Regions from separate parts of the Homo sapiens genome. Here all the other regions are linked to region 3. Evidence: chromatin loops called from intact Hi-C (ENCODE). Cell type or tissue: PC-3. All regions are shown on one strand.

What was found. A loop is a pair of places that touch in the nucleus more often than their neighbours do. Peaks named below come from ENCODE experiments on the same cell type or tissue, not always from the same donor. Only the 100,000 strongest peaks of a DNase experiment are listed, where the experiment ranks them.
Region 1: it touches region 3 in a loop (7-fold over the local background); 2 of 110 quality-filtered maps call a loop at or near these places.
Region 2: a loop joins it to region 3, with 6 times the contacts of the local background. A loop is called at or near these places in 4 of 110 quality-filtered maps.

Annotation. Positions count from the first base shown.
Region 1 is chr13:73,170,411-73,172,910 of GRCh38, forward strand. No RefSeq gene overlaps it. Among named protein-coding and RNA genes, the nearest start is that of KLF5, 110 kb to the left of the region's middle. RefSeq lists an enhancer at 1-8. In PC-3, no CTCF peak of the experiment used is centred here; a DNase peak (open chromatin) is centred at 1,071; H3K4me3 peaks cover 630 bases; H3K27ac peaks cover 2,500 bases.
Region 2 is chr13:73,671,390-73,673,889 of GRCh38, forward strand. No RefSeq gene overlaps it. Among named protein-coding and RNA genes, the nearest start is that of LINC00393, 11 kb to the left of the region's middle. In PC-3, no CTCF peak of the experiment used is centred here; a DNase peak (open chromatin) is centred at 1,402; H3K4me3 peaks cover 533 bases; H3K27ac peaks cover 2,500 bases.
Region 3 is chr13:73,335,739-73,338,238 of GRCh38, forward strand. No RefSeq gene overlaps it. Among named protein-coding and RNA genes, the nearest start is that of LINC00392, 230 kb to the right of the region's middle. In PC-3, no CTCF peak of the experiment used is centred here; a DNase peak (open chromatin) is centred at 1,223; H3K27ac peaks cover 2,500 bases.

The DNA.
Region 1 (2,500 bases), 170 kb before region 3:
CTTGCTCTGTCGCCCAGGCTGGAGTGTAGTGGCATGATCCCGGTTCACTGCAACCTTCGCCTCCCAGGTTCAAGTGATTCTCCTGCCTCAGCCTCCCGAGTAGCTGGGACTATAGGTGCGTGCCACCACGCCTGGCAAATTTTTGTATTTTTAGTAGAGACGGGGTTTTACCATGTCGGCCAGGCTGGTCTCAAACTCCTGACCTCAGGTCATCCACCCACCTTGGCCTCCCAAAGTGCTGGGATTACAGGTGAGAGCCACCGCACTGGGCCTCACAGGCCTTTCTGAATCCAGTTTTTATTTCCTGAAATGCATACGGGTCAAAAATAATCCATATCAAATGCATATTAATTTATAGGTATCTTTTTCAAGGAGGATGATTAGCAAGGAAATAATCATCGTTTCCACTCTCCCAATGTGATTATTTGTTTCTATGACAGAATCTAATTTCTCACATCTCTCCTTGTTTACTGATTGACAATCTATAGTCCTAGACTTCATTTCTGCATTTTACGTTTCTGCACCTGTGAAAAGGGCTTGAAGGCGAAAGATGAGCATCTTTAGAGACAATGGGCTTGGGGGAAAGAAAATGGCTTGGTACAGGTTGTTATTTTTTGTTCGCTAACTGGAGTGAATGCTTTTTAAACAGTATCTTCCCCATTGGGACAATTGGAAGAACAGTGACATTCATTTTATAGTTTTTGCTTGTTGGGTACTTATTCCTTTCGAAAAGAAAGGAAATTCCATACTCCAGGAGTCCATCTGTTGTTACATTTCATGAGAAATAAATGCACTGGAAAATATAGCTAAACACACTTGGTTCACATTTTCTCCACCTTTGAACTGATACCAGTCATAAAACTCCATCTTGTATAGACAATCTGTTAAAATAAGTTACTAAGAAACCCAAACAGGTATAAAGGTCGCTCTCAGTGTGAATGGTTTTTTTTTTTTTTTTTTTTTTTTTTGCAGTGGTTATGACCAACCCAAAACTCACTCTGAGTTGGCTTTTATAGTCGATATTTTAAACTGTAAACCATGTTATATGACTGTAGAGCCGCACCCAGTAAAGTCAATTTTCCTGTTTTGGAACTCTCGTGCGATGCAGCACATAATCCCTGTTCATTTGTCATGTTCTCACCTTGTTCAGGGCCTCAGAGTTTATGAGCAGGTTACTCCACTGCATTTTAAACATGTCATCTCTCCCAAGGTGTCTTTTAAGAAATACTTATGCAATCAAAAGGAAGCCAAATATGTCCTTAGTATAAGAGACAGAGGATGTTGTTAATGAACTGGAAGGAATTCTACTTCTGGAAAGTCTGAGGAAAAGTTATCAAATTATAGGAATGGCATCTAGATTTGAGGGCAAAAACAGGTACATTAAAGGGCAGAGACTGCTCTTTTCTCTCTCTACCATTTTCTAAGCATCTATTATTTACCAGGCATTTTGTGAAGCATTTCACTTACATGTTCTCGTTGAATACTTGGTGAGTCTCTGTGAAATATCAAGAAAATGGCTTAAGAAAGGTGAATGGCTTGCTCAAGTTCACACAGCGAGGAATTTGCTGACAGAATTCCAGAGTGTGGTTTAGCCCCAACACGGCCTTCATCCCGGGCCACCTACTGGATGGAGACCTCCTTGCCGTGGCTTCCTACATCCCTGCTCCCATGACTTTACTGTTGCAAGGGTAGAAGAACAGATGTATCTTTTTGGATTTGGCCTGACTTTTCAAAGATAAGATAAAGAAGAGCTGGTAATAAGGCTGAGAATTGACACGTTCTTGGTTGGCTCAGCTGAACTGAAGAGCTTCTGTTCTCATCTGGATAGACAGGAAATAATGTGTGACATACAGACAGCTTGTTTTTCTCTAAATTTGAGCAATGGTGAGTCATTACTTTTATTAAAGTTAGAGATGATCCTTTCTTTTTCTGTGCAGGAAAATCTATTGTTTTTCACACAACCCACTCCTACTTTTAAATAAATCAGTTAAATTGCCTATATTTTAAATAAAACTTTTTCAAACTCCTTTACCTACCAGCCTAGAGGCAGGAATATTTCTTTTCTCTTTCAGCCTTGCCTAAGGAAAAATGCTTCTTTTTTTTTTTTTTTTTTTTTTGAGACAGAGTTTCACTCTGTATCCCAGGCTGGAGTGCAGTGGAACGATCTTGGCTCACTGCAACCTCTGCCTCCCGGGTTCAAGCGGTTCTCCTGCCTTAGACTTCGGAGTAGCTAAGATTACAAGTGTGCACCACAGGTTTCACCATGTTGGCCAGGCTGGTCTTGAACTCCTGACCGCAAGTGATCCACCCGCCTCAGCCTCCCGAAGTGCTGGGATTACAGGCATGAGCCACCGCACCTGGCCTTCTGCAGTTTTCTAGGCCTGGTTAGAGAGGACAAAATAAATCCTGGGAAGACCTCCAGCTGGCCACTAGCAAGAGGTGGGAGGAGGATACACTTCCTTCCTTTTTTTCCTACTTTCCGCATCTTAATGCCAGGCAT
Region 2 (2,500 bases), 340 kb after region 3:
GTCAGTCATATACACTATTTCATTTCTTGTGTCTAAACAAGGCCTGCTTAAAAAAAATGGGTGCTCAATAAGTATTTGTTGAATAAATGCATTATGACAGAAATTATGTTTTTTACTTCTTGATTGTCCTTCTGTCTGATAAATATACTAGCTTCTAAAAAAAATACTTGCCTGGTGCCCTGAAGTACATCTATAGTTCCAGGTAATCAGGAGGTTGAGGCAGGAGGATCCTTGAACCCAGGAGTTCAAGGCCCACTTGGGCAACATTGTGAGACCTATCTCTATTTTTTAAAAAATAAACATCTAACCTTTCATAATTGTTCTTAAAGGAATTCCTTTAATTTTAAACACCCCAATAAAACTGGAAAATGCCATATATGTAGGAAATTAAAGCTAGGTAAACTTAGTTAATGCCACTGATTTACTACTGAGTAAGAACAGCACGTTGTATAAATTGAGCTATTTTTCACTGGGGCCAGAATGTGGATTTGACTAAGATTGGATTGCTAGGATGACTATATATAGCATCAATGTGATTAAGAGCCTGGTCTTCGGAGTAGACAATTCAGCTTTGCCACTTACTCATCGTGCGTCTCTAGGTAGCTGCTCGACTTCTTTGAACCTCAATATTGTTACCTCTAAGATCCACATTGTAATGTCTTCCTCACAGAGATATGTAAGGCTTAGATGAGACAATGCTTATCAGGCAAGTAGCACCATATGTGGGATGTGTAAGTGCCCCATGTCTGGGAACCAGGAGCTATTAGGGTATTTCCAAATTCCACTTAGACTTTACCTCCATCTTTGGTAAAGTTTAAGTAGGTACAGTTTACCGCCATCTTTGCTGATCTAATTCTTTTAAAAAATATAAGCATGGGAGCCTTTGCATTTTATATTTAACTCCTGATTATCCAGGGGCAAAAACAGAAAGAAACTGTCTCCAGACCTACTCCCTCCCTGCCACCCACACAAACCTCTGCTTTTACAGCTATTAGTTTCATTTCTTTCCCCAGAACAATAGCTACTTTCCAAAGTAATGAAAACCCCAAAAAGATGGCCGAAAGGAACAGAAGGTTCAGAGGGCTAATCTGTGGATAACTGGCTCATAGGCAGCAAATTATTCATTCTAATCGAGAGTTTCGGGAATGCAGGCCTCCATAGCAGATGCCAAGCTGAGCAAGAGGAAAGAAATCACACAATTTCCCTGGAGGTTGAGTTGAGGCCCACAGCTATAAAATATAGCCTTTTGTGTGCTGAATGCTGAACCGGGACACATTAAGACAAGAGATGTTTATTTATAGGCATCAATAAAGTGAAAGCATAAGCCATATGAACAGAATTGGGCTGGTCAAGGACAGTTAATTCCTGCAAATACCTTGTTACTCATTGAATGTAAATGATCTACTTCTGCATTTTATCATGTTTACACAGTGATATTCTGTGGTGGCTGCTTCCAGGTTTATGTGTGTTTTTAATCTGGGAAAGTCCAGGGTTTATTCAACTCTTATGATGAATGAAAGGTCATTGGTAAAAATCAGGAACCAATCTAAACTGAAAAGATAGCAAGTCTGGCCAAAAGTGTATTAACTTATTTCAATAGTTTCTTTAGAAATCTATCATCTTGACATAAGAAATGGCTTCTCACATTGCAAATAAAAGATCAGAATTGTTTTGGCTATTCAAGGTCTCTCATGGTTTTATATGAATTTAGGATTGTTTTTTCCACTTATGTGAAAAATTTGATTGGAATTTTGATAGGGATTGCACTGAATCTGTAGATCACTTTGGGTAGTATGGACATTTTCACAATATTAATTCTTCCAATCCATGAACACAAAACATCTTTCCATTTGTGTTTTATTCAGTTTCTTCCGTCAGTGTTTTAGAGTTTTCAGTATATCACTTCCTTTGTTAAATTTGTCGATTAAAAATAGCAGATATTTTGATTAAATAAGCATCAACAACACCCCCAAATGGTGCCTTCTGCTTTCATTCGAGTCACAAAGGGTACTTTTGCACAGATGTGCCAGGTGAAAGGGAGTAAAGTGAGAGAGAAATAAGCAGAACTCCAAACTGTAGGTACCATATTTTATTTAAATGATCTATTGACCAATGAAGTAGTTACTGTGCATTAGCCACATTTTACAGATAAAGAACTAGAGAATCAACAAGCTTGACTTATTTACCTAAGACCAACAAAGTTAGTAAGCCACAGGGTGGGGCACCAAACCTTGGTGTATTAGCCTAGTTGAATCCTGAGCCTCCCTCTACAATAATATTTTTATGTTTCTTAGAAGAAAAAATGTTGTGTGTGTGAGAGTGTGTGTTTTCTTTCTTAATTATTATTATTTTTTGAGACAGACTTTTGCTCTTGTTGCCCAGGCTGGAGTGCAGTGGCAAGATCTCAGCTCACTGCAAACTCCGCCTCCCAGTTTTAAGCGATTCTCCTGCCTCAGCCTCTGGAGTAGCTGGGTTTACAGGCATGTGCCACCACACTCGG
Region 3 (2,500 bases):
AGACGGTTTTCATACAAGGCAGTACAAAGAATAAATACTAAGCATGTACCAAAACTTTAGACTCAGAAATGGGCCTTTGCTATATGACCAAATTGAGTATGACATGAATTGGAGGCCAGGTTGTTGATTAGAAACAATGTGGTAACTTGTGACTAGTTGAATCTGTCAAAGACATAGAACCTGCTGGGCATGGTGTCTCTTGCCTGTAATTCCAGCACTTTGGGAGGCCGAGATGGGCGGATCGCCTGAGCCCAGGAGTTTGAGGCCTGCCCAGCCAGCAAAGTGAGGCCCTGTCTCTACAAAAAATACAAAAATTAGCCAGGTGTGGTGGCATGTGCCTGTAGTCCCAGCTACTCTGGAGGCTGAGATGAGAGGATTGCGTGAACCTGGGAGGTTGAGGCTTCAGTGAGCTGTGATTGCACCACTGCATTCCAGACAGGGTGACGCAACGAGACTTTGTCTGAAAAGCAACAACAACAACAAATACAACAAAATCCAGACGTAGAACCAAATTTGCTATCATGTAGTACTTTTTAATTATGCTGGCAGCCTTAGAGAAGTAGCTCATTCTTGAAACATACTCTCTAAATTACCTTGTATGATTTAGCAGTAAAAAATTTTTAGAAGATCAAGAATATCATATATATGAGGATGCACGCGCACACACACACCATTTTCTGTTCAGTTTCAGCAAGTTTATAAACCCCATGAATCTATTTGTCAACTCTCTATGGCACCATGTGCTAGAAAATAAGCATCTCTGGTTTAGAAAACTAGTGTGTTTTTATGTACCCTGGTTTGTTCATTTGTCTGTTTTCTGTTTTTTGTTTGTTTGTTTTGTTTTTGTTTTTTGACCAGCTCGTCAATCTTTAAATCTGTTTTGCAAAATCTTAGTTAAAAAAGTATTTCTTTTCAAAGACGAGAGTAACTTTTAAAAAATTTGTGTCATTCTACAGATTCCATTTTCCTGCTGCAAACTAGAGATCCTGTCTCATCTTGGATGTAATTCCTACAGTTAGACTTCTATCAAAGGGTCATTGTGCCAACTGGAATTCTTTCCAATTCGAGAAATAAGAATTTGAGGAATCTCTAAGGGTAGAAATGACTTCTATCGGGAGACAGCACACTAACGCAAGAGGGCCAATGGGGTTCTGCCACCTGTATTTGTAAATAAAATTTCACTGGTACACAGCCATGCCTGTTCACTATTGTCTATGGTTACTTTGTGTTACAAAGGCCAAGTTGAGTAATTGCAGCAGAGGTTATGTGGCAGCAAAGCCTAAGAGATTTGTTATCTGGCCTCTTACCGAAAAAGTTTACCTATCCTTGTTGTGTATCATTCTGATTCACAATTTATCACCCTCAGCACTATTGACATGCAGGGCTGGGTGATCTTTCCTGTGTATGTTGGGGGAGTGTCTTGTGCTTTATAGGATGTTTAGTGGCATCCTTGGCCTCCTCTATGCACTACATACCAGAAGACCCCCTACCCTCACCCCAGTGGTGACCATCAAAAAGGCCTCCAGATGTTCCCAAATGTCCTGGTTGAGAACCATGATTCCAGCTTGACAGATTCTGTCTTTTCAACTGGAGAGGAGAGGAGTCCATACCTACTTCATGCCTTAAGAATCTCTTCCATCAGAAAACTTTGCACTAGAACATTCTTCCAAGGAATACAATGTCTTCTGCTATTATATCAATTCCTGTCTGTCCTTTCAGTTTTTAAAAGAGGCAGAACACTACTGATCTCCATTGCTTGAATAGAAGTTTCTCTAGAATCTTTGTACTTACTAAGAAGTCATTCCTCCCCTCAATATTATTCAGTGCTACCGTCACTTCAAGCCCACATAAATGGAATAATTTGGATTTTCTACTACAGAAAAAGTAGCAGTTGTGTACATGCAAGCTATTATCACTGTTACAGTTCTTCCTCTGACTTAACCTGAGACCGGTATGTGGAGCTATCTTCATTAAGATATCCATTAAGAAATTTAGTGAATGAGAAAGATTTATGGCATGTATCCTAATCAGAGAAGCATCACTGTCTGAGAATGTGAATGATTCCCTTTCTAAACTCTACAATTACCTGGTTCTGTTTCACTATAAGAATTGCCTCAACAATATAATTATACTGCAAGTATTTTTCTTTTCACATTTTATCTTCATTTAGTTAATGACAAAGCTGTATATAGACACATACATATATATGTGTGTGTGTATATATATATGCATATATATATATATGAAGTCTTCCAACTTCTTTTAAAACAAAGGGGTGGCTTAAACTAACTGACTTTAAGGAAAGAGTTTTTCTCTTAAAAGCTGACATCTAAAAAATAGATCTATATTTCTTTTTAAATAGGTTAACAGAATTACAATTTTAGCAATCTAAATAATATTGTTGAACCTGATGGTATTTGTACTTTCTGAACTAAGCAGATATTATCTTTTAATATTTATCTTAAGCAGATATGGGTGAACTGATTTTTATGAAGAAGTC